2 separate regions of the Homo sapiens genome follow, and region 1 is linked to region 2. The links are chromatin loops, found by intact Hi-C in ENCODE. Cell type or tissue: gastrocnemius medialis. All regions are shown on one strand. Each heading gives the region's core, and the rest is flanking DNA. Links, peaks and the distances in the headings are about the cores only. Region 1 overlaps LINC02966 (long intergenic non-protein coding RNA 2966). Region 2 has its middle 21 kb from the start of LINC02966.

Region 1 (12,380 bases), core at 1,733-9,732, 60 kb after region 2:
GGAATGCATCAGTGCTCAGAAGGTTCTAAGAATGATTATGTAGATAACTTGTTTTTTTTCTGGGACCCATTGAAGATCCCTCATGAAAATAAAAACTCATTGACTCAAGTAACCCTTTAGAAGTCAAAAATCTTAGTGGGAGACAGATGTATCACCGTTGCAGGTTTGGTGTCTGGAGCCCTCAATGGTATCCCCAATTCACTCTGTTCCTTGAGTCACTTCCTTGGTTGACTCAGTATTGTGGTCTGGGTCAGAGAGGTGAGCCATGTGCTCTTTGGCACTTTAGCAAAATGGCTAAGGTGGGGAAGACAGTAAAGGTGAGGGGACAGTATAGGCTATCTTAAACCCTGATGGCTTATTTTCCTCTGGAGGTAGCTTTGAGCTTCTGGAATAGAAGGGACTCCATCGTAAAGGCTTAAAAAGGAGTCGATCAGCTGGAGATTTGGTCCACATAACAAGTAAGGCCACTTGGCCTTTAAGAAGTGTGGTGATGAGGGAACACTGGACTCTGAGAATCCAGCTGTGGTCCAGTGACTCCCTGAGCAATTCCTGTCCAAGAGATGTCTCTACTTGAAGGCCACACAAATCTGTCAGTAGACAATTTTTTGTAACCAATTGCAAGATTTCCTACCTGTTGGTTGATTGCAAGAGGTGATCAGGCTGTTGGCCTTATAAACAGATGACTGATGCAGGCCTGGCTCCTGCAGGTGAAGAAGGCTGCTTCAAATTTGTGCTTCAGAGCCAGGAAGTCCTGGATTCAGGTCTCAGCTCCAACACTTACCAGCTTTAGTTCATTGCAGAAGTTATTTTGATTTTTAATCTCAGCTTTGGAACATAGAAACCAGTCTGTAGCAGATGCTCAGTAAAGGTCATTTTCCTTTTCATCCCAACCTTTCTCACACTTGGCCACTCTCTTGTTCAACTCCCCCACCCAGTGCAGACCTGGACACTCCCAGAGAGAAGGTCACACCTCATTGGGAAGCTGTTCTTGAGCAGTTCCAGCTTCAAGTCATCCCTGAATCTACCGCTCATTCAGCATATAACTGCTCTTCAAATATGCTAAGTACTTTTCTCTCATTATAAAGTTGACACATGCATTGCAGAAAATTTGAAAAATATAGAAAACATAATTTGGAAAGCATCCCCAATAAATATAACTTGCAGTGATGAGCACTGTTAGCATTTTGGTATGTTTCTTCCTATTTGTGCTTGTGTGGGCAGGCATAGGTTTTACAAAATTGGAATCACATTGACTGTAGATTTTGTATACAGCTTGTTCTTTTCACTGACATTCTGACATTTCTCATATCATTAAAGTCTTTGAAAACATATTAAATATTTTTAATGGTCACCAAATTTTCTGTGGCATGGATATATTGCAATGTGTGTAAGGTATTCTTAGTTTTGGATACCTAGACTGTTTCTAATTTTTCAATATTATAAACAACACTGCCATAAATATCACTGTAGGAAAATCTTTGCCACATTCTGATTACTTCTTTGAGATAAATTCCTAGCAGTAGAAGTCCTGGCCAAAGGATGTGGGAATTCTTAATGGCCTTAACATTGAGGGCCATGTGGTTCTCTAGAAAAGTTGTGTCAATTTCTATCTGTGGGGTATGTGTCAATTTCTGTGGGTTGTGCTTCTCAGAATCCTGTTGTAGTACTTAGATTGAAACAAGCAATCTCTCATATGATCCATCAATTATTGGAAGGTAGCTCTCAAATCTCCCCAGTTTATCTTCTTTCTGGGCTAAAAAGCCATTTCTTCAAAATACTCCAAAGCCTACATTCCAACCTCCTTGCCAAATTAATTTGTGGATTAGAGAATATTTTGGTTTGTAATTGTGGTTTAAAAAATGTGTTACCGCAACAGAGCACAGTGTATTAAATGTGGCCTGGGCCATTTCTAATTCCTTTATTTGGAACCCTATACTTCTATGAATGCAGTCTAAGTTTGCATTTGATTTTTGTTTTTGTTTTAGCAGAGAATTGGCTTATACAAGCTATGGTTTCCTGACACACTGAGGTTTTAATGCTCTGGTGAATTAGGGTATCTTTTATTTGGTATTTGTTCAACTGATTTTGGGGCGTTAAATCTAAGACTTCTATTTGTCTTCTTGGTAATAGTTCAGTGTTCCAGTCTGTTTCAATTCTGGTGATGCCCATGGAAAACAGGTCTTTGGTGCCTCAAATGTGTTTCCATGCCACATTGCCCAGTGGCTGAACCTGGGGCTTTTGCCCAACCTGGCCCTATGCAGAGGTCAGGAGAAGGTCATGGGTTTGTTGAGGCTGGGCTGCCTGGCGCCACCCTGGCCGACCATCCACTTACAGGTGTTCTCAAGAGTAGCTGGGATCTTGGCCTGAAACAACTTTGGTGAAGAGCATGGCTGACCCCTCTGAGAAGGGCTCTTGTGTGACGCTGGACAACTCCACCAGCACAGTGGGGCCTCTGGGCTCTGCAGGCCATGCAACTGTCTGCCTGGGCTTTTCCAGCCAGACCTGGCACAGGCCTGAAGACTGCCAGGATGCTGGCTTGCTCTGTGTCTCCTTAGCCTCTTTCCCTATACAAATAGAATGCAATTCCTCTGGAAAATTGGCACTTAACTGAGTTTTATAGGCAGGTCTGAGTGCTGGCAGGACCCATGCAAGAGTGCAAATGAATGCCTGAGCCCTCCCTTGACCCCATTCCCAGTTCTTGTCTGAATCCTGAGGGGCTTGTGCACAGATGGGTGGACATCTTGACCCTTCAAAGGCCTCCCCCAAAATATCCACCCTTTGACCACCCCCTGACTACCCCCAGGTTAGCCGTGTGTACTGGAGCATGGGCTATGTGAGGAGGGGCTGCAGGTGGGCTTATCCCCTTGGTCCCCCAGGTGCTTCTCCTCATTGGAAGAGTCATGGCTGAGGAGGCCAGAGCAGAGCCCGTGGAGGCACAGGGCCTGGGGCAGGGATCCCGGAGGTCCCATGTAAGGTGATATTGTTCATGAGCAAACTGCTTAGTTTGCTTTTTGGTTGGTCCCTGCAGATCTATATGCTTCTGTGTGTTGGGATAAGAGGCAGGTGTAGGTGTCTAGAAGGAGCAGCTGAACCTGCATAGAAAGAAAACCCCAAATAAAAAGGGGTCAGATCCAAGTCTAAGGGAGCTCTGCTGTACTTGCAGGTGAGAAACCTCAAGACCATGAAAGACACTGAGACAGTGGAAATGACACTGACCAGGGGTCAGGGAGCTTGAACTCTCATTCTGGGCCCTGGGCACTGAATGAATGTTCTGACCACAGATCTCAAGGCATTTTGGCCCACAAGAGTTCAAGGCCCAAGGTATGAAAGAACTCGCCTGCAAGTGGCTCCCAGATCCTCTGAAAATGAACACCATGTCCACGGCCCTTGCACGCCTGTGCCCTGTGGCACCTCGGCCTGTCACCTCCCCAGTTCTAGAGGAAAACATGTCTCCTCCCCAGTTCTAGGGGAGAGCATGTCTCCTCCCCAGTTCTAGGGGAAAGCATGTCTCCTTCATTTCTGGGGCCACCCAGGCTTCCCTGCACATCTATTCAGTATTTGGTTCCTATGCATGGGGATAATGAGACTCTTATTTAATTCAAGTAATTTCAGTTCCATCCCATTCAACTCTCTCCCAGCAACTACAACTCTGTCTTTTATTGCAACTATCATTTGCTTTTTTGATGGAGGTAAAACAGAAAATATAAACAGACGTTCAAAATAACCCCCCTGCCTTTTCCTTCATATTTTCAAAGTGCTTTCCCATAAAGTATTTCATTACAGACTCCAGCAGCTGCTGTGAAATATGGTCTCAGATGTAGAAGCCAATGAAAACCAAATGAAAAGAAATCCTAAGAGCAGAAAAAAGGAGAGAGTAGTCCTGCTAGGCCCACAGCCCCATTTCTGCCAGGACTGGGCAATGCCCAGGTACCTGCTTGTTGCTTGAGGGGACTGTTCAGAAATTTCTCCTCTTCTCCTCCTACTTCTCCTGCTCCTCCTGCTCCTCCTCCTTCTTCTTTTAGGGACAGGGTCTCACTGTGTTGCCCAGGCTGGAGTGCAGTGTTGTGATCATAGCTCTCTGTAACCTAGAACTCCTAGGCTCAAGAGATTCTCCCACCTCAGCCTTGAGTAGCTAAGACTACAAGTGCATGCCACAACACCTGGCAATTTCTTAAAAAGTTTTATTGTAGAGATGAAATCTCGCCATGTTGCCCAGGCTGGTGTCAAACTCCTGGCATCAAACCATCCTCCCACCTGACCTCCCAAAGTGCTGGGATTACAGGTGTGAGCCACTGCACCAGGCCTCATGTGTCTTCTAAAATCCTCCTTTATTTCTTAATTTCTTCTTCCTGTATTACACTGCTTCTTCGAAACAAAATTCTAAAATCTCACAGCTGGAAGTAGCTGTAGTCATTATTTAGGCCAGTGGTTCTCAAAGTGTGGTCCCTGGGTCAGAAGCATGAGCCCCATTTGGGAATTTGTTAGAATCGGTCTCAGGCCCCACTTCCGACCTGCTGAGTGTGAAATTCTGGTGGTGGCGGAGTGGGGGCAGCTGTGTTTTACCAAGCCCTCCAGATGGTCCTGATGCACATCCAAGTTTGAGAACCACTGATCTGGGCCAAGATCCTAATTTCAAACGGAGGCCCTTGGGCAGAAGGGTGATGTTCTTTGTCATACAGTGTGACACGGTCAGCTGCAGGGCCCAAATGAGAAGCCAATCTCCCAGCTCCTGTCATGATCCACTCCCTCTGCTGACCTGTCTACAGAGCAGTTTCTCTGGCCTGCATCCCACTCCATGCAGAGGCGCAGAGGACAAACCAGACGGGCAGCTCGTGTCCCCAAGATGGCGGGTGCCATTGCTGCTGGCCGCCCGAATGGTAAGGGCTTTGGAAGGTGCATCCTCTGAGGACACATGATTTCTGAAAAGCAGAATACACCCTCCCACCTGCTCCCTGCACTTCGTTTGGTCTTTTTTCTTCAGACAAATCTGCGACTGAACATGTTCAATGTCTCCCCTGCACCAAGCAGATGAATGAGCCTCCCGACAGACTGTGTGCTCTCTCTAGCATGTTATCTTGGGTTATGGAAATTGGGTAGGTCTCCCCTTCTTCAGTTCCTCCCCACACTTGGAGTCCATAAAAGGCAGGGATATGGGCAGCTTGATCCTGGACACCAGCATTCTTGGGATGGTGTTGAACACAGTAAAACATGCTTATTAAATGTCAACACTGGGCACGCATACGTGGATATTTACTGAGTGGCTACCACATGCCAGATGCGCTATCAGGCCTCGCTTCCTCCCTCAAGGCTTAGTGGTCAGTGAGTCCCCAGGGCCACACTCCAGCCCATTTCCACTGCCAGGATGCCATGCCTCCATCCCATGTCACCCCTCCCATTTCTCTTCCCTTCCCTTGATGTCCCCATGTGCCTTGTGGTCCTGATGGGATGCAGAGAAGCACTCACCCCAGGGGGCCTGACTCCCCAGAACAAGAAGGCAAAGTCACTCACTGAAGAGGGAGGCAAGGGTGCAACCAGGTGCTCCAGAGGCCTGGAGAAGGTTCTGGGCTCCAGGACAGGGAATGTGCTTAAAATGAATATGAGATGGTTAAGATTCTGCTCAGCGGGAGAGAGAGACAGCAAAGGCTGGATGGGGACCTTCAGCCTGACCTGAGGTTTTGCCACAGACTTGGTGGAACTTTGAGAAGCAGGGGCTGCAGTAGGTTAGAGAGGATGGTGGAGGGGCCTGACTTCTGCATCCAGGCTGGATGAGACTCATGCCCAGTGGACTGGGCGAGGGGAAGCCCAGAGAGATTGGGGACCCTGGGGAGACCAGAGAGGCAGGGGTGTTTTTCAGGGATCTGGGGAGGTGAAAACCATAGTGGTGGGAGTGAGGCAGCTCCCAGTGTGAGGATGCTAGACAGACATCATCCCAGGGATTAAAGCTGGTCAGAAACAGTAAGTGTAGTAGCAATGTTTACTGAGCCCAGGCCCCAGGATAACTGCTTAGCATGCATTTTCATATTTATCCCCGACAACAGTTTTTCCAGGACCTGTAATGTGTCAGGTACCATCGAGGTCATGTCACATTCCTGTTTCCTTTAGTTGGCCTCTCCACACCCCAGATCAGGAATCTGAGGAATAGAAATGCTTCTTGACTTGCCAGGGATCCTCGGCTAGCAGGGAGCCGAGCTGGTCCTAGATCCTAGGTCTTCCGACTTGAAACTCACAATTCTTTTGCAAATGTCTCAGTTGGTTCTTTCTAGTCAGAGAAGCTAGTGAGAGTGACATCCAGAACAACCTAAGGTAAAATCCCACCAGGGGCTCAAATATCTGGTGCCCCCTGAAGCCTGTGCTGGAGAGAGGGAAGAAAGAAGCAGGGAGCTGTGACAGGTACTCAGAATCTACCAAGCAGCACTCTGGCACCTCAACATGTGGCATCATGGAAAGCTCATAAGATTTGTGCTCAGAAACTCTGTGCTGCTCTTATTACTGAGATGCCTCCAGAAGAGACTTGTGTGTACTGGTGGCTAAGAATGCATGCTGAGGTTAACTCTCAGAGCTGCCAGGAAAACCAAAGGAGAGAGTGGCTGTGAGAGTGTGCCACAAAGCTCACTTGGAGTGATAGGACTTCTATTTATTTATTTGACAGGTGTCTATGAGCACCTGTCATGTCACATACAGATACTTGGGGCCTCAGCCATGACAAGTGTCTAGCTCCCAGCAACATTACAGTCATAACCAAAGAGTGGTGAGTGCCACATCTCATAACTCCCCCAGGTCATTTGTAACTTTTGAGGCCACTCTCTTCTTTTAGTCCTAATAGAAGCTGCAGTTCCTGACCTTTGGCCCTTAAGTAAGTTGGTCAATAAATGCTGTCTTAATGCTTTTATTGAGTAGATTTCACCTGGGGGTAGAACAATAGCTCACAGGACAGGTCCTAGACAGGTGGGCTTTTTCTGCAGCCCAGACCCTCTTGAAGTAGCTTGGGTTCAAGATTGAAGCCTCCTTGCCTTTGCTGCTCAAACCCATAGACTTAGGGCTCCTTCTAGGGGAAACTTCACCTCTGTTCCTGGTTGTAAGGCCTCCCTTGAAGCACTATATCTGAGTATAGAAGTACTACATCTGACGTAGACGAATACTGGGGAGGAGAATGGTGAAATCTTGCACAAGTTGGCAATTTCAGGGAAGTAGAAGAGAGTGACTTTCTCAGTAGGCATGCTCTTAACTAGTTCTAAGTAATGATTTGGAATGTTTTCATGTTTTACCTAGCTCAGTTTGGTCTTTGGTTTGGATCTTTCTTGTCCTCTGATTTTCAGAAAAGAATGTCCATTCTGGTCTCAGCTCCTCCTCCTTAGGGCATTTGGATCACTCACTGAGCTCCCAGGCAGAAACAGAGTGGAACTTGAGTTGGACCTGCCATGTACTGTGTGACCTTGAGCAAGACCGTTGACTGCTTGAACCTGAGTTTATTGAACCTGTGAAATGGGAATAAAATTATTCACCCAGTTTAGATCAGGATCAAACTACCATCACCACCACCACCACCACCACCATCACCACCATCACCACCACCACTACTAACCCTCTTAACCGAGTGAGCATTTATTGTGTCCAGTGTTGTGCTACGAACTTTACATGAATTATCCCATTTAATCCCTACAATGATTCTATGATATAGATGTTAGCAGCACTCTGAGTTTGCAGGTAAGGAAATAGAAAATGCCAATATAATTTGCCCAAAGCCATGCAGTTAGGAAGTGATGGGACAGAAATTTGAACACAGGCAGACTGACTCCAGGGTCTGAACTATTCAGCCTCTGCTGCAACTTAGGAAGCAGGTCTTGCCTGGTTCCTCATCACTATTGAAACTTCTCTTTATCTTTTCTCGCTGTCTTCCTTCCACTTGGATAACTGGATTCACCTTTCATTAACCTGGATTCAAAGAAGCAAGAAGGCATCTCTTCCATGCACTGACTAACTTCGTTGCAAGCGTGCTGCTTTCATCTTTTGTGTACCTAAAGATGCCTGCAGAACCACATCCAACATGGCTGATACCTGGACCTTTGTGTATCAAATAGCTTGGGAGGGTCATGACTGGGCCTGAGAAGAGGAGACAGTGGCTTGTGGAATGAACTCAATTTGTGCACTTTCCCAGGGCATGGGGGAGGAAATGACAGTGACTTGTTGCTTGGGAAATGCTGATGGGTGGCCTGGTATCTTGGGAATGTGCTCAGGCAACCAGGGGATGTTGTTCCAACCTCTCCTTCTCCTCCTCATTCCTGGGATGGTACTTTGGACTCCTCTTCACTATTCCCAGGCACAAAAGAGAAATATGACTCTGTCGTTTGTCGATACTCTTAGTGCTAATTTAATCACAACAAAACTCTACGTATCGGTATATGCCTGCTTCAATGCTAGTATTTGATGCTATCTAATTTACTCCTGGCAGTCCTGTGAGGGTGCTATCATTACCCTCATTTTATAAACAAACAAACTGAAATTAAGAGATGAAGAAACTTACCCAGGATTGCACAGACAGAAAGGATGAAACTGAGATTCAGATACAGAGCCTGGATTCTTAATCACTGTGTTATATACTGTGACCCATGGAGTCACCCCAGGCACTTCCCCAGTGCAGTGTCCCACTCTGAGTGGGTCCACCCTTGCTTCCTTTGTAGTGAGCTAGGCTGTACACATGGATCCATCACCTGGGTGTCTGGCCCAGGCCAAGTTGCTTGGCTTCTGTTTGTTCATGTGCAGCACCATGGTCATCACAGTGATGTGCTCGCCCCACAGAATCATTGCAAGAACATACCAAGGTAAAGCGATAAAACATACTTTCAACTCACCAGGCATTTGTTCAGCTCCAACTATTAACTAATGCTAAATATTGGAGGAGGAGGTGACACCCAGGGGTTGCAGGCTCAGGGAGCTAGAGATGTGAACTTAGTAGCCCAAATCTGAGGGTGGGTATCTTAAATGCAAATAATATACTTAGGAGAGGCTGAGGAGAAGATAATTCCAACATTGAGAAATATTTGGAACAGGTGGTCTGAGCCAAGGTTTGAAAGACTTCAAAAGGTAGGCGGTAGGATGAACAGGTACTTCCAGGCTATGAGAACAACTTGACTGACTACGAGAAAAGAGGACATAAAGCATGTGAATGGGTGATGTATGTGCAGGAGCCAAGAATCTGTCTTTCTGCCTGTGGGCTCCATAGGATAAGGCAGTGGCCAGTTGTCTTAGCATGTTTAGGCTGCTACATAACGCTGCTATAACAAAACACCATAGATTGGGTGGTTTATAAACAACGGAAATGTATTTCTTATAGTTCTGGGGGCTGGGAAGTCCAAGATCAAGGCAGATTGGATATCTGGTGAGGGCCCGTGTTCTGACTTATAGAAAGCACCTTATTGCAGGGTCCTCACATGGCAGAAGGGGTGAGGGGCCTCTCTGCAGCCTCTTTTATGAGGACATTAATTTCATTCCCATAGGCTCCACCCTTATGATCTAATCATCTCCCAAAGGCCCCACATCCTAACACCTTCACCTTGTGAATTTCTGAGGGACACAAACATGCAGATAATAGCACCATTCTGAAGCCTTTCAAGCCATGCAGAAGACTTCCACATATATTCTCATATTTTCCATGGGAAGCTTCGCCTGGGTTTTACAGAGGAGTGTCATGATGCCATCTATTTTAAAAAGATCCCTTTGGGGCAACACTAGAGAGACTGGGTGAACCCAGAGGCTGGAAGGTGGGTGAGGGGGGTCTTGCAATAATACAGGCAAGAGGTGATGAGGGCCTGAGTTCAGGCAGTCAAAGAAGGGATGGAGAGGAAATGAGGGCTGCTAGAGACATTTGGAAAGGAGAACAGACAAGTATTGGACAGGAAGGAGAAGGAAAGGACTTCTTCCTCCCATAGGGCAGTTCCCCTGCACCCCTGCAATACACACCCAGCTTCCCCACACACTTGGAGGTGGCCTGGCAGAAGAGAGATTGACATTTCTCTTTATCTGCTGGCCTTTTAACTCTGTTCATAGCCATGAAGTCACCTTCTTTTTTTTTTTTTTTTTTTTTTTTGCCTTACTACATTTGGATGATTTTCCTTATAATGATTGTCATAGTCATAACTATAATAATTATAGTGGCAATAATAAGATTCTGAATGGCTCCAGAGCCTTTCTTCCTAGGATGTTAATGTGTGAGGTGGGGGTAGGAGGGTTCCTGGCAGGAATATTATTAGATCCAATTTGCTGAAAAGTCACTCTCTGCCATTTGGAAAGAATCTGGCCAAGAGGGAAGCATTTCTGGCCTTTGGAGCATGGACTTGTTCCCAGATGAGAACCCATGTTCTCCATGAAGACTGGCAAGGGGGTTCCTGCTGCCTGGTGGGGTATGCTAAATGCCGATTGGCTGCTCGTGATGGAGAAAGGTGGAGAGGTATGCTCCAGAGCTTTGCCCCTCTCCCGTCTCTAAGAAGCCTTCCCACAGGTCTCTGGTGGACAATGACTCCTCCGTGCCTGCCTCAGGCTCTCCTATTGTTGGGCTGTATGATTAGCATTTAATCATAATATACAATATATTGTAGCATTTTATGAGTTACAAAACCTGTTTGGCTTCATTATTTCATTTAAACCTCCTAGCCACAGAGGTTAATATTATTATCATTCCCTCTCTACAAATGGATTCATTTGTTCAATGAACTTGCATGGAGCAGATAGTGTTAAATACTATGAAAATGAAGCATATGTGGTTCTGGGGGCTTCACCCCCAAATCAGGTACTCAGAGGTAAAGTGACTAAGACCCCAAGCAGAAGACTCTGATTTTCTTTCTCCAAGTTGCTTGCTCTCTTCTTTATTCAGCATACTTCAACAGCATACTTCATTCAGCATACTTCAACAGCATACTACAGTTACCCTAACTTTTAATTGTTCAAACTACCAAATTTGAGCACTTTACTGCTTCATGTTTCAAATGTTCATTTTGTCTTCCCAGACACATGGGAAAAATCTATATAAAAAAAGGACTTTACCAATTTACTTTTATTTTTATTTTGAGATGGAGTCTTGCTCTGTTGCCCAGGCTGGAGCGCAGTGGCATGATCTCGGCTCACTGCAACCTCTGCCTCCTGGGTTCAGGCAATTCTCTGTCTCAGCCTCCCGAGTAGCTGGGATTACAGGCGCCCACCACCATGCCTGGCTAATTTTTTGTATTTTACAAAAAATACAAAAGACCTGGCCAGGCTGGTCTTGAACTCCTCACCTTGTGACCCACCCTCCTCGGCCTCCCAGAGTGCTGGGATTATAGGCGTGAACCACTGTGCCCAACCAACTTCACTAGTTTGTTATTATTAAAGCCCATTTGTGGTAAGGAGTGTCAAAGTTTGTTTATACTTAGTAGTTACTGATCAACTATTACACAACATGTTTGGGCATACAGTAATTGATCAATAAATATCAGTAAGCCAGAGGGTTCCAACTCTCCAGCCTTAGCTAACTTCCTCTTAAAACACGGGTTTTATCCTCATCGTCAAAAGTATTTCAAGCACTTTATTTCTGGAACATGTGGAATCTTTCCTTTTAAAGTATTTTGTAGCCAGTTGCAAAATGATGCTGATATTTTGGAAGAATATTAATGTGCCCATCATAAAGGGAGAATAGTTGAGGCTAGGTAGGGGAAATTTGAAGTCCCAGCTTCCTTGTCTGGCTTGATGGCTGGTCTTCTTAGCATGTGAGTTAATTAGACAGATATGGAAGGATGGAAAGCCAGAGGCGCCTCACGTTGACGATTTCTCTCCGAGTGCTCTCAGTGCGCAGCACAGAGGATCTCTCGATTGACTGGACGCATGCTCCCACCTTGTGGTGAGATTTGATATCCTCTGGTCTTTTTTCGTCTGTACATCCTGCTGGGGAAAATGCAACCATTTAGTCAGTGAATGTTTGCTGAGCTCCAGGTGTACTCCCAGGCAGTAGGTACTGGGATACAGACATGAAAGAACAGACAGAATTGTCCTCTTGAGGCTTACTTTACTGGATATGTGTGTGTGTGTTGGAGGGGAGGGGGATGTAAGATGGGCAATAAAAAATTTATACAGATAAAAAACAAAGTAATTTCAGATAGTGCGAAATACTATGACAATGAAGCAAAATGATGCAATGGAGTGACTGGGGAGGAGACCTGTTTCAGTTGGGGTAGCCTGGGATGTTTAAGCCCAGGCTGACTGATGCACAGAAGTCAGGCTTGCGATGGAAGTCACCAGGATAAGGGAGCAGAATGAAGGCCGGGGGGATGCCTCATGGTCTGCAATAGGAGAGTGCTTCCAGATGTGGAAGGAGAGGCAGACAGGGGCCAAGTCACAGACACTGCCTTCTAGGC
Region 2 (12,380 bases), core at 2,610-10,609:
GTATTTTCTTTTATGGAAAGGGAGCTACAGAGGAGGGATCACAGAACTGGAGAGAGGGCCAGCAAACATTCTGAGTCTCTGAGGACTAAGGCTAGTCCACGAGAAGCTGGCCTGGGTTTGTGAAGGAGGTCTCAGGTCTCAGCTCTTAAGATTTTCTTCTGGGATTCCAAGACAGTGTCCTCTGCTGCTTCTTTCCGCTGGCTGGACTCTGCCTGTAATTCAGGCAGGAGCCACCAGGTGGAGAAATGTGTAGATGACATCCTGGGGACACACACACACACACACACACACACACAGACACACACACACACACACACAGACACACACACACACAGGTTCATTCATAGCAAACATTGTACATTTATGAAAGTTAGTTACCATTAATTCTCTCCTGGCCTTAGTTGCCTCATCTTTAAAGTGAAAAGGTTAAGGAAAGTGATTTCTAATGTCTGCTCTGAATTTCTAGGATTCTATAGTATTGCAGTTATAACAAGGCTTCTTTTACTTTTTAAAAACGTATTGCAGGTCCTTAAGGTTTTGGGGTCACAGCCATGTTCCCCATTCCTTCCTTTCCCACAGTTTACTTGAGCTCTCTTTGAACATCACCTACCACTCAAAGTCAGTTTCCTCAACTTCTCTGTATTTTAAAAATGTCTCTATATTTTCATTTACTTGTTTTTCTTTTTTTTTCCCCCTTAATTTTGGACACAAACTTTGTGTGCTTTCTTGGATTTCTTCAACTGCCTCTATTTTCTCTCGTTAGGTGCCCAGACAATTCTGAGTTTTCCCTCCTTTTCCAGGCTTGATCACACCATGGGATTTGGTTTTGTGGTGAATGGGGATTGGATGATGCAATCCAGAAGCCCAGGGGGATTTGCTCACTGTTGGGTAAATCTTGACTGGTGGGAAATGGGAGACTGGAGGAAGATGGTCAGATAAATCCTCCTCCTCCTTCCTGTGAATACTTTAAGGTATGATTTCTCCCTGCAAATCCTACAGAGAAGCCCAGCATGTCAAGCAAGCGTGTCTCATGAGTGACCTGCTGTATGTCTGTGATGGTTAATTTTATGTATCAACTTGACTAGACCATGGGGTGCCCAGGTGTCTGGCTAAACATTATTTCTCGGGTGTTTCTGTGGGTGTGTTTCTGGATGAGATATGCATTTGAATCAGCAGACTGAATAAAGTAGATTGCCCTCCCTAATGTAGAAGTTCCAATCAATTGAGGGCCTGAATAGAGCAAAAAGGCAGAGGAAAAGTGAATTTGCCCTCTGTCTAACTGCTTGATCTGGGACATCAGTCTTCTTCCTTTGAACTGGTACTTACAGCATTGGAATTCCCAGTTGTCAGGCCTTTGGACTTGGACTGTAGAACTATATTGCTGGCTTTCCCGGTTCTCCAGCTTGCAGATGGCAGATCTTGGGACTTCTCAGCTCCATAATCACATGAACCAACTTCTTATAATAAATCTGTCTCTCAATGTGTCTCTCTCTGTGCCCCCTCCCCTGTTCTTCTCTCTCTGTCTCTCCATGTATAGATATATAGGTCTATATGTGAGAGATCTATCTCTATATCTATGTATCTATCTCTATCTCTGTGTTGTGTTAATTCTGTTTCTCTGGAGAACGCTGACTAATACAGCATCTTCGCAGTTGGTGTGAAGTTGCCACTAGGATAGCAATGCGTTTCATCACAGGGCCTTCCATCTGCACATGCCTTGCTTCCATTTATTCCTCACTTTCACTGTCCTGAGCTTGCACCCTTCCCCCACATAAAATGTCAGCACTTCAATCCTTGCCTCAGGCTCTGCTTTCTATAGGATCTAGGCCAAGACACCTGGCCCGGGATGACAAAGTGTCCCTCACCTTTTTGGCCGATTATGCCACTTGAGTTCTCCTTTTAATCTTTTTCTTCCTCCTCCATATTTTATTAACCATCCTTCCATTGTTTTGAATCTTCAACTTCTCTCTCTCTCTCTCTCTCTCTCTAGATTCTTTCCTCTTAGTCTGTAAACATTCTCAAGTATGTCCAAGGAAAACCAAACATTCTCTTTATTAAAAGCATTTAACTCCATCTCTTCATGAACACATTTCTTATAAAAGTGCACTTACTGCCTGTGTTAGTTTTCTAGGGATGCCATAACAAAGTCCCACAAATTGGGTTGCTTCAGACAACAGAAATTCATTCTCTTGCAATCTTGGAGATCTGGCTTACAAAATCAAGATGTGGCAGGGCCTTGCTCCCTCTGAAGGCTCTAGGGGAGGATACTTCTTTGTCTATCCCAGCTTTTGGTAACCCAGGAGTTCCTTGACTTGTGGCTGCATCACTTCAGCCTCCACGTCCATCTTCTGTCTTCTCTCTGTATGTCTGTGTCTTCACTTGGCATCTTTCTCTCTCTTACAAGGACACAAGTCATACTGGCTTAAGGACCAATCCTAATGACCTCATCTTAACTTGATTACACCTGCAAAGACTTTATTTTCAAATAAGGTTCTATTTCTAGGTACTGGGATGAGAATTTTGACAATTTTTGTGTGTATGATTTAACCCATAAGACTGCCTTAATGTCCTTACTGCTAACTAATTCCTTGGCTTTGTGTAGTTAGGTTTCATTCCACAGGTTTCTCCTTGTATGGTTCCCATGAAGGTCATCAATGCCAAGCTCAATGGCTTTTACTCATTCACCATCTTTGTGACTGTCCTGCAGTGTTTGTCATGATTGCCTTTTCCCTCCTTCCTGAAGCTCTCTACTACCCTCACATCCCAGTTACTGTGCACACCTGTGGCTCTGCCTGTCTTTCAGATTGCTCCACGTGTGTCCTCTTCTCTGACTTTTTCTTCATTCCCCATCTCCAATTCAAGATTCATTTTTAATACTGGGGCCTTGGTCACATTCTCTTCTTTCAACACACTATTCTCTGGCCTCCTCCCGACCTTCATGCATCAGTGCTCTCTTTTAAGTAGGGAACAGATATATCTCTCTGGCCTGTCTCCTGAGCTCAGGGCAAGCATTGCCACCGAAGAGCCTCGAAAGAAACATATCCCCATGTATCCCAAGCACAAGACATCCTCTTTACTTACACACACACACACACACACACACACACCACCCCAAACCCCATACTACCATCTATCCATTTTCTATTTTGCGTGTATCTATGTCAGTCTTTGTGATACTGCTCAGAGACTTCTACAAGTACTTGTGGTACTTTGAATATGGATAGACCCCTGAAGGAGTAGGTGAGATTAATCCAGTGAATTGTGGCTTATTGCCATTATTGTGACCCAATCTTTAGATTCACCCTATTGAGGCCTAGAGAAGTTTGATCTACACTTGATTCTATCGTCTGAGACCTTCAAAGCAGCACCAGAACAAGCATATATACGCAGACAACTTAGGGGTATTAGTTTTGTGGACTGCATATTTGTGTACCCCCAAATTTGTAGGTTGAAACCCTAACTACCAGTGGGGTGGTATTTGGAGATGGGGCCTTTGGGAGGCTATTGGGTCGTGAAGATGGAGCCCTCATGATGGGATTAGTGCCCTTATAAGATAAAATATGAAACTGCTTGCTTCCTCTCATTCTCATTCTTTCTTTCTCTCTCTCTCTGCCATGTGATGACACAGCAAGAAGATGGCCACCTCCAAGCCAGGAAGAGGGCCCTCACCATGCTCCTGACCATGCTGGTTCCCTTCAGCAGCATGTGAAATAGATGTTTGTTGTTTAAGCCACCCAGTCTACAGTATTTTTGTTACAGAAGCCTGAACTGACTTGACAATTAGGTAGCTCCAGGCCTAGTTTTAGATCAAATGAGGCCTAGGGGCATCCTTGGATATCTTTTCTCTCATAGGTAAATATATGATCTTTACATTAATTCTGCATTTTTTTTCCCCAAAGCCTCTGGTAGAGAGCCTCCCAAATAGCCAGCTTCCTGTAAATGTAGCTGAATGGTGGAATTTGCCTGGCTGCTTCTCTTATTCAGGAAGCCTGAAAAACTGGCCCTAGAGGATCTGTAAATGGGGAGCTGCTGCAGCTTCCTGCAACTCAGCTCCCAGATCCTTCATTCCCCGCCCAGCCAGACAGCATCCTAAGGCTGATGTTTAGCGTTCGGCATTGAGGTCAAATCAGGGATGAGCTGCTTTGAATCCTTCATTTCATTGATGGAGGCAGATGTTCTGAGACATTAAGGAACATCCCCACAGTCCTCCAAGGTCTTCTTATATGGCACCTACCTTTATTTACTTTCTTATTAGAAAAGATCGCATCATTCTTAGATGGCCATTCCTGGGATAGGCAGAGAGGGAACTCTGTGTGCACCCTTCCTGCAGTGTGTTGGTGGGGGATACAGTCCCATTGCACATTTTCATCCTGTGACTTTCACCCACAGCTCTGTGGAAATGCTGCCTGGAAGAAAAGCATATCAGGGTATCGTTGGAGAGGTTGTCATGGGTGGATCCTTGGGGTCTAGAGGTCTCAGCAGAGAGACGAGGGAAAGAAGGAGTGTTCAGGGGTAGTCATGTATTGGGAAATCCAAGCCTTTGTGTGGGTATCTCCTGTGTTCATGTGGAACCCAAGAATTCTCAACTATTCTTGAGGACTCTGCTTGGACCTTATAAGGATCTGTGCCTTCCTGGATAGCTGAAAATTGGTGTCAGTCACATTTTCAACAGCTTTTATTGGGTGCCTGCCTCTGCATCTTGTATTGTCATAGCAGTTTACACACAGCAAGCCAGACCAGGAGTGAAGAATTTATGTCATTTGTTATTTTCTTTTATTTGTGAATATGTGTGGGTGTGGGAGACTGGGTGCTAGACATGGGCTGAGGTCCAGGCTAGGCACAGGGAGCTGACAGCTGCAGGACATGCTAATTGGTCTGGGAACGCCTTTGGAATCTAGGGAATTGGTTTTCTGAGCCGAGGCGGGGTCCAGGCAAGGAGGCAACAGGCTGCCGGCATCACAAAGGGACCGAGGACCTCCATGTACCCAATATCTAGGTCTCATCACTCGGAGAAACATTCTCAGCTCTTGGTGACCTTGTCCTCCCTCAACATGATACTCACTGCATATGGACTCATTTGATAATTGCCACAAAGGCTTTGGCCTCAGAGGCACTTTAAGGATATAATAGTAGGAAAGGGAGGCTTGGGGAGCCAGAGAGTCACCCACACAAAGCCCCACATGTGTTCCTTCCAGAACCAGGATACACACCCAGGCTTCCTGAGGCCACATGTCCTCCCTGTGGCTGCCTGGTCATTCCCCTTCACGTAGCAGCTGTCTTGCTCCCATGTAGAATAGCAGGGCCCAGCGGCCACCTGCACCTTGCCATTCCCTCCAGCTCTGTGCTAGAAATGATGCAAGCAGGAAAATCATTTGCTTGTGGACCTACTATGTGTCAGGCACCTGCTGAACAGTAGCATTTGATGCTCTCGATGGCCTTACCATGTCGGCACTGATCTGTTGATGCTGCAGTTGAGGAGCTTTAAGCTTAGAGAGGTTAAATAGCACCTTCAAAGTCACCCAGGACATGCTGTGCTGCTGGAGGGGCTGGGACGCAGCGTAGGAGTGTGACCTCCTGAGCACGGACCGCATGGGCTGCCTTGCAACCAGCATGGTGAGGTGAGATGAGGTGAAGTAAGCTTGCAGCTCCTTGGTGCCAGCCCTCCCACAACCAGAGCTGGGCTGCAGCAGGCTCTGCCCCAGCTTACCTGGGCAAGACAGTGAGGACCGCACGGCTGGTGAGTGATACATGGAGAGCTTTGCCGCCTGCCTGACAGGCAGAAGATAAACAGCTCCCCGTTAAATCTCACTTAATGCTGATATTTATAAATTTATTCAGCTTGTGTTTACTGAATCGAGAGAATGCCTAATAACATAACGTGCTTCATCTCACATGTTCCTACTAATGAGAATGCAAGTACTGCTTAATTTTTTTTTTAACATTTCATTTGCTTTCCACTCACTCCACCCTGTTCTGTTGTTGTTGGCTTAGAGTTTAATCTGTTGCTAAACACTGGGAAGTTTGGGCTTCTCAGGTGTTAGTGAGGAGAGAGCCAAGTTGGGTCTGGGGCAGTGGCTGAACCAAGGCCTCCAAACTGTGCCCTGTCCCACATGCAGTGCTTGGTGGCCATGGAGTTGGCATACCCAAAGGATGGGCCATACTGAGGGAAAATGAAAGTCCTGGTGTCCTCTGCTGTATTTTGGGGTGGCTTCATGCATTGGATCAGGGTTGCAGTATTTGGGGGCTTTGGGACAAAACTTTAGAGTAGAGCAGTGTCGTTGGCTTTGGACAGACAGGAGGATGGACAGAATGACCAAAGAAACATGAGCAACATTTGTGGGGTGTGGTATAGCTGTGTGTGAGGATGAGTGTGTGTGTGAGAGGGGTGGAGGGCTGCGTCTCTACCTTCATTTAATCTGCTTACTGAGTAATTTTTTTTTTTTTTTTTTAGAAAGCCTTTCCCTGGCTGCTTATTGCCCCCAAGGTCAGCTGTGCTGGCTGCTGCAGGTTCAGTTCTGGGGTACCCAGGGCAGTCTTCACCAGGCAGGAGGAGCCCTTGGAGTGGGGCAGGGAGAGATAGCAAAGAGATCAGCAAGCTCATGAGGGTGTTTGGAAATGCATTTGGCAAAGAAGTGATGTTGGAGTGAGCTGAGATGGTCTGTGCTGGGCTTCCTTGGGTGGGGTGGGTGGGAGAGGGGAATGAGGGTGCCTGGCCTCAGAGGCCAGGTAGACAATGAGTCGAGTGGGGTTGGGAGGCACCAGGTAGAATTCTGGAGCAGGGAGGAGGAAGGCCGCGGAGAGGCTGTGTCCAGTGAGGCAGGACTAGGATGGGGGCACACAGGGGATGGGAGAATGGAGGCAGACTAAGTCTAAATCAGGGGAACAAAAACAGAATCTGGGATGAAGCAGTGGAGGAACTGAGATGGGATGCAGGCCTTCCACAACCTTTCCTTCCCCATCCTACCACGTCCTCTGTTTTCCCAGCTCCACATCCTCACATTCTATATCCACCCAGCACTAGATTTTCTTTTCGATGTCTCCTTTTTCTTCTCCTCTCCAACCAACCATATTGTGGGACTGAAGCATTCTTTCTAGTTCTAAAAAACATATAACCTTAAATATAAAAGCTGGGTAGAATAATTCATACTTTCCCCTCAAATGCCCTGACATATCCAAACTTGTAGATAAGCTATAAATGCTTTCTTATAATTCAGCTGATGGTCCACCTACCCACGCCTGTGTCCCGTCCTTGTGTGCTGGCTGGAGGAGAGACTGTGACAGGTGAGACCAGAGTTCCCGCCCTAACGCCTCAACTTTGGACGAGCTATGGGCCTCCTGGGGCCTCATGACCAAAAGCTCTGGGCCTTCTAGCCTGCTCTGGAGGGCAGCACACTGTGTTCTGGGCATCTTCTGCTGGGCTGGCAAAGCAGGAGGCAGACCAGGCTGCTGGAAGCGGCAGCTCTAGGGCAGTGCTCTCTGCCTTTATCTGGTTTGAAAGGCAGGACAAAGCTGTCTTCTATGGGGCCTGGCATCTTAGGAAAGGGACTCATGCCTTTAGACATTATCCAAGAAGCTGGGATAGGCCTGGGTAGGGCAAAGATGGAGGCTCCAGCCAAACACCAGAGGCCCAGTTTTTCTCAAGGGCAGGGAACAGATAATGTATCAAGTTTCAGTTCTGCCCATTGCTGGGTTTGTGCCCCTGATAGAGTCCTCTCCCTGTCTGGGCATCAGATTCCCTGTCCCATTAAAAGCAGATTGACACTGAATAACTAACGCAACCTCTGCAATTCCATCTATGGCCAAATTTCCACCACCACCTGCCCAGACAAGCCTAAACCATGGTGTCTTTGCCAACACCGTCCAGACCTGCAGGGGCTGACACGGGCAGCCTTGGGAAGAAGGGCAGTTTTCTTTACCAGGACCAACATATTGGGGTCCCTCTAGTTTGCTTCTCTGAGGGTTGCGGCACAGGCGGATGTCACGGACATCAGAGGGCTTGAGTAGCAAACACCTATTTAAGGAGTGAGTTGAGAAGCCCCAAACGCAACCTCTGCTGCCGCCTTCTGTTTCCCGTCCCCCCTACCAACCCATTCAGTCCTCTCCACGTGCAGCCTGTATCCCCATCCACGCTGATACCTCCAAAGCCTATCAGGATGGTCAGCCATCCCAGCTGCTTCTGTCCCGCTGCAGCAGCAAGAACTTCCTCTGAAAGCGCCTCCACATGCCTCCCTCTGGGCGCAGCTCTGTTTGGGGCTCCTTCAGGGGAGGGGGACGGGGGTTCATCCCTTTCTTTTGTGCTGCCTCTCCCTCCCACTTCCGCTCCCCTCGCTGCTCCAGTGACCTTTCACCCCTTCCTTGGACGTCCCTCAAAGGCAGCTCCCGTGGTTAATAACTTCGGCTGGCAGCCCCACACAAAGCCAGGGCCGGAAACCATTGTCCCGGGGACAATGGCCGAGCAGCCCAATAATGAGGTGGCCACAGTGTTGTCTGACATCCCACGTTGCCCTGGCAAAGGGGGAGGGGCAGCGGGGCTCGCCATGCCCTCGCCTCCTGGAGTTGAATTATTCCCCTCGCACATGGTGGTTCCTCCTTCTGAGGCAGCACCAGGCACCTGTGCCCTCCGGTGGCTGCATTTCCCGGGGACTGCATGCTGAGGGGATGTCACCCAGAGACCCTGACCCCCCTCAACACACAGCACCGTTGTTACTTTGCCTCATTTTCCTGCTCCCATGTCCCAGGGAGCCAGTCAGTACCGCATAGTAGGGCAATTGATCGATTCTGGCTAATCCATAAGGGAGGGGAGATCTCAGCCTGCCACCCAATGGGGAGCATGTGGCACTCTGGAAAGAGCATGTGCTCTGGAGCCAGAGGGCATGGGTTCAAGGTCTCCCTTCTACCTTTCTAGCTGTGTGACTTTGGGGAAGCTACTTGACTTCTCTGAGTCTCCACTTATTAATCCATAAAAGCAGAGGTGGGATGGGAGCTGAGAGGAGGACTCTCAAAAGCAAACTCAGAGGTGAATAACTGTGACCTCCAAGAAGTCGCCATGTCCTTGCCACTCTGGTGGGTCTGGGCATCTTCTGCTGGGCTGGCAGAGCAGGAGACAGACAAGGCTGCTGGAAGCAGCAGCTCTAGGGCAGTGCTCTCTGCCTTTATCTGGTTTGAGAGGCAGGACAAAGCTGTCTTCCATGGGGCCTGGCATCTTAGGAAAGGGACTCATGCCTTTTGACATTATCCAAGAAGCTGGGATAGGCCTGGGTAGGGCAAGGATGGAGGCTCCAGCCAAACACCAGAGACTCAAACTCTTTGTGAGAGTGGCCCTGCCTCAGTAGTAACTTCATGCTTTTTGGGTAGGTCCAGCCTTGTATTCCAAACCAGACCATCAATGATTGAGAGACGTAGTGTGTTGCCTGCTTTCCTCTCTCTCTCCACCTTTTGCCCTCTGCACAGTGCTGCGCACTCGGAAAGATCCCAATGCAGCGGTATGGTAAGGGTTGACTGCTAACATCTGCAAGAGGCGCTCAAGCAGTTCTCAGCCCTGCTGCCCATTGGAATTTCCTGGAGAGGCTTAAAAGATACCCAGAAATTTTGACCTAATTGGTATGGGCTGTGGCATCAGGTAAAGAAACATTTATTTATATCCTTAGAAAATGAGCCGACTCAGACTTATTCCTGAGCACAGCCCCTTCTTTGGGGGAGAAATACAGTATATTTTAAGGCAGTCTTTATATTCTTAAAATATAGTATTCTTTATTACAGCTTTACTGTAAGTAATGATTTAAGTTTAGGGATAGTTTTTTTTTTAATTAATTTTATTGAGGCATAGTTTGCACATACTACGATATCCCCATTGAAAGGGTACAGTTCATGAGTTTCGACAAACGTAGACATTTATGTAACCACCACCCCAGTGAAGATGTAGAATAATCCACCATCCCAGAAAGTTCTCTTGTGGGCATGGGATTTTCGAAGCTCCCCAGGTGATTCTATGGTGCAGCGGACTCTGAGCATCATGGAGGCTCACTCAACAATCTCTGCTTTAGAATCTCAGAGAGGTTGTCCAGGACAGCACTTCTCACACTTTAGCATGCATCTCCTCGGATCTGGCTGAATGCCCATTCCATCCCAGAGTGGGGCCCGGAACCCTGCATTCCTAACAAGCCCAAACCACACTTTGAGGCTCTGCTACAAGTCTCTCATTTTGGAGGTGAAGGAAACGGAGGCTGAGAGTGTTGATGTGAGTGGCTTGCAAATCCTGATTTTGAAGCTCCTGGACTAACGACAATCATATCACTTGCCCTTCAATCTCTTTTTCGATAGCCACCCTAACCCGGAATCCTAAACAAGAGGTGTGGCCATGATAGTATCTCTCCCCTATTTCCCTTCTGAGTGTTGTCCATTGCTTCTAGCCTATTCCCATCTTTCTTGTCCTGACCCAAGTCACCTTCCTGGGGAAGGGCCCCCTCCTCTGCCTGTTTCTGAACCAGCACCTACCTTTTCCCTATCAACAGCTCGCTTTCCTCGTTCATTCCATTCCTTAATATGTATCAACTCAATTTAATAAGCAAGAGTTTATTTAGCAATAGAACTGGGTCAGACCCTATCGTGCCCTTGAGGAGGAAGGCAAACTAGAAGCTGTGATTAAGTTAACAGATAAGACAAATAAATAACAGGATATATAAGGTGAGGAGAGACCTTAGTGACTGCCCAGCTCAGTTCCTCATTTTATAGGTAATGTTTAAGAGCAATGACCCACTCCTACTTTCAGCAAGGAGGTGCACATAGCATAGATCCATAGAAGAGGAGGGATCTGAGAAGGAGTTTGAAAAAGGTGTAGGAGAGGCTGTGAGAAAACAAGGCGGGTGTCCTGGCTGAGGGCAGGAAGGAGACATTGCGATGGAAATTGGGCCCCACTGTCTTGGAGGATTGGGAAAAGGAGCTGTGGACTGAGTGGCCCACACAACTGCTATAACCTCAGGCAGTTTTCAAGCAGATTGACCTTCCTGCTGGAACACGGCAGGTGAGGTGAGGTTCTTCTCTATCCAGGTCTGTCCTTAGCACCTTATGCAGGGTTTAACCCCCATGGGCATAAAGAGGGTGTGTATCTGGGGTGGTTTGGGGATTAGGTCCCATGAGCACTGGGACCTGGAGATGCTTGGTCTAGAGAAGGAAAGATGTTTGGTCTGGGAAACATGGGGGTCATGTTTAATATTAGATAGGCAGTCACATGGGATATTTAATTAGCACTGTGGAATTTAGAGAGAGGCAGGTTTCACTTCACCTTTGGGAAGTGCTAGGTTCTAACACACCTCCCTCCCCTGGAAAGAGATTGAACTACCACAGATTGAATCCCTTGGGAGGAAGGAATTTCAGTCCCTGAATGTGGACAGCTGAGGCTGGATGAGAACAGAGAGATGTCAGATGTCCAAGCCTCTGTGTCCATCCCTGAGAGTCCACTAGGGGAAGCCAGTCATCATGGTAGCCTGATGTTCATCTTCATGTCTGAGGTTCTGCCCCAGAGCAATTTCCCTGTGGCCATCTGGCTGGGAAACATGTTTCATTTCCCTCCCAGAGGAACAGGCACCTCATTTGCCTCCCAGAATAGATCCACATCCAGAAGAATGTAATGGAGACAGGCAAGAACACAGAAGATTGCATAGGTTTAGGAAAGAAGAAGGCAACAAGGTTCTGTTGGGTTGCATCTGAGGAATCTTAGGTACCTAAAAAAATAGGTCTGGAATTAAAATAAGATGTTAGTGTTGAAGGTATAGAAATGGGAGTTAAAATGATGGCATGAAGCTTATCTAGGGAGATCATGCAGCTCCAGATGATTGTGGACTGAATGTCTTGTAGGGTTTTGGGGAGGATGAAATGTGAGTGGAATTTGGCCATGATCAGCCCTTAGAGTCGGCCTGAGCCCTGCCCTGGCCAGCTGTGTGTCCTTGGATACGCCAAGGTGAAGTTTCCTCTTCTTCATAACGGTGAGCTTGTCCACAAGATATTTAAGATTCTTCTAGCTTAGACACTATAGAATTTACATTTTAAGGTTTTAGGGATTCAATTCAAATTCCGTTCCAGAAGCAGATATCAGGGCTGATCTGGACCACCTCAGGGGAATAGCAGGGTCAGTGCCCAGAGGGGCTGGTCATGGTGGGAGGGCCTTGAGGAAGGGAGACAGAAGAGAAGGATAAATGTGATTTGAGGTGGGAAAGAAAAAATTGGACTGTCCTCAGTCCCTTCAGTCAAGCATTGCAGAAGCTGCATCTGCCTCTGCCAATTGTCTGCCAGACTGAGAATGTCCCCACAGGACCTCACGGGGTTTGCCTGGTCCATGTTCCACAAAGCAGGAACAACTGCTGGTTAATTATGTAGACACAAGG

Evidence for each region. Peaks named below come from ENCODE experiments on the same cell type or tissue, not always from the same donor. Only the 100,000 strongest peaks of a DNase experiment are listed, where the experiment ranks them.
Region 1: a loop joins it to region 2, with 9 times the contacts of the local background. A loop is called at or near these places in 7 of 110 quality-filtered maps.

The regions. Positions count from the first base shown.
Region 1 is chr2:113,358,858-113,371,237 of GRCh38, forward strand. All of the region lies in intron 2 of LINC02966 (long intergenic non-protein coding RNA 2966), which reads left to right. LOC124906070 (a long non-coding RNA gene) reads right to left here and starts at 787. Exons shown (of 3, transcript XR_007087202.1): 1 at 632-787. LOC107985936 (a long non-coding RNA gene) reads right to left here. Exons shown (of 2, transcript XR_001739651.2): 2 at 11,535-11,907. In gastrocnemius medialis, for the core only: no CTCF peak of the experiment used is centred there; a DNase peak (open chromatin) is centred at 6,664; H3K27ac peaks cover 853 bases.
Region 2 is chr2:113,297,534-113,309,913 of GRCh38, forward strand. No RefSeq gene overlaps it. Among named protein-coding and RNA genes, the nearest start is that of LINC02966, 21 kb to the right of the region's middle. In gastrocnemius medialis, for the core only: no CTCF peak of the experiment used is centred there; a DNase peak (open chromatin) is centred at 7,382; H3K27ac peaks cover 1,113 bases.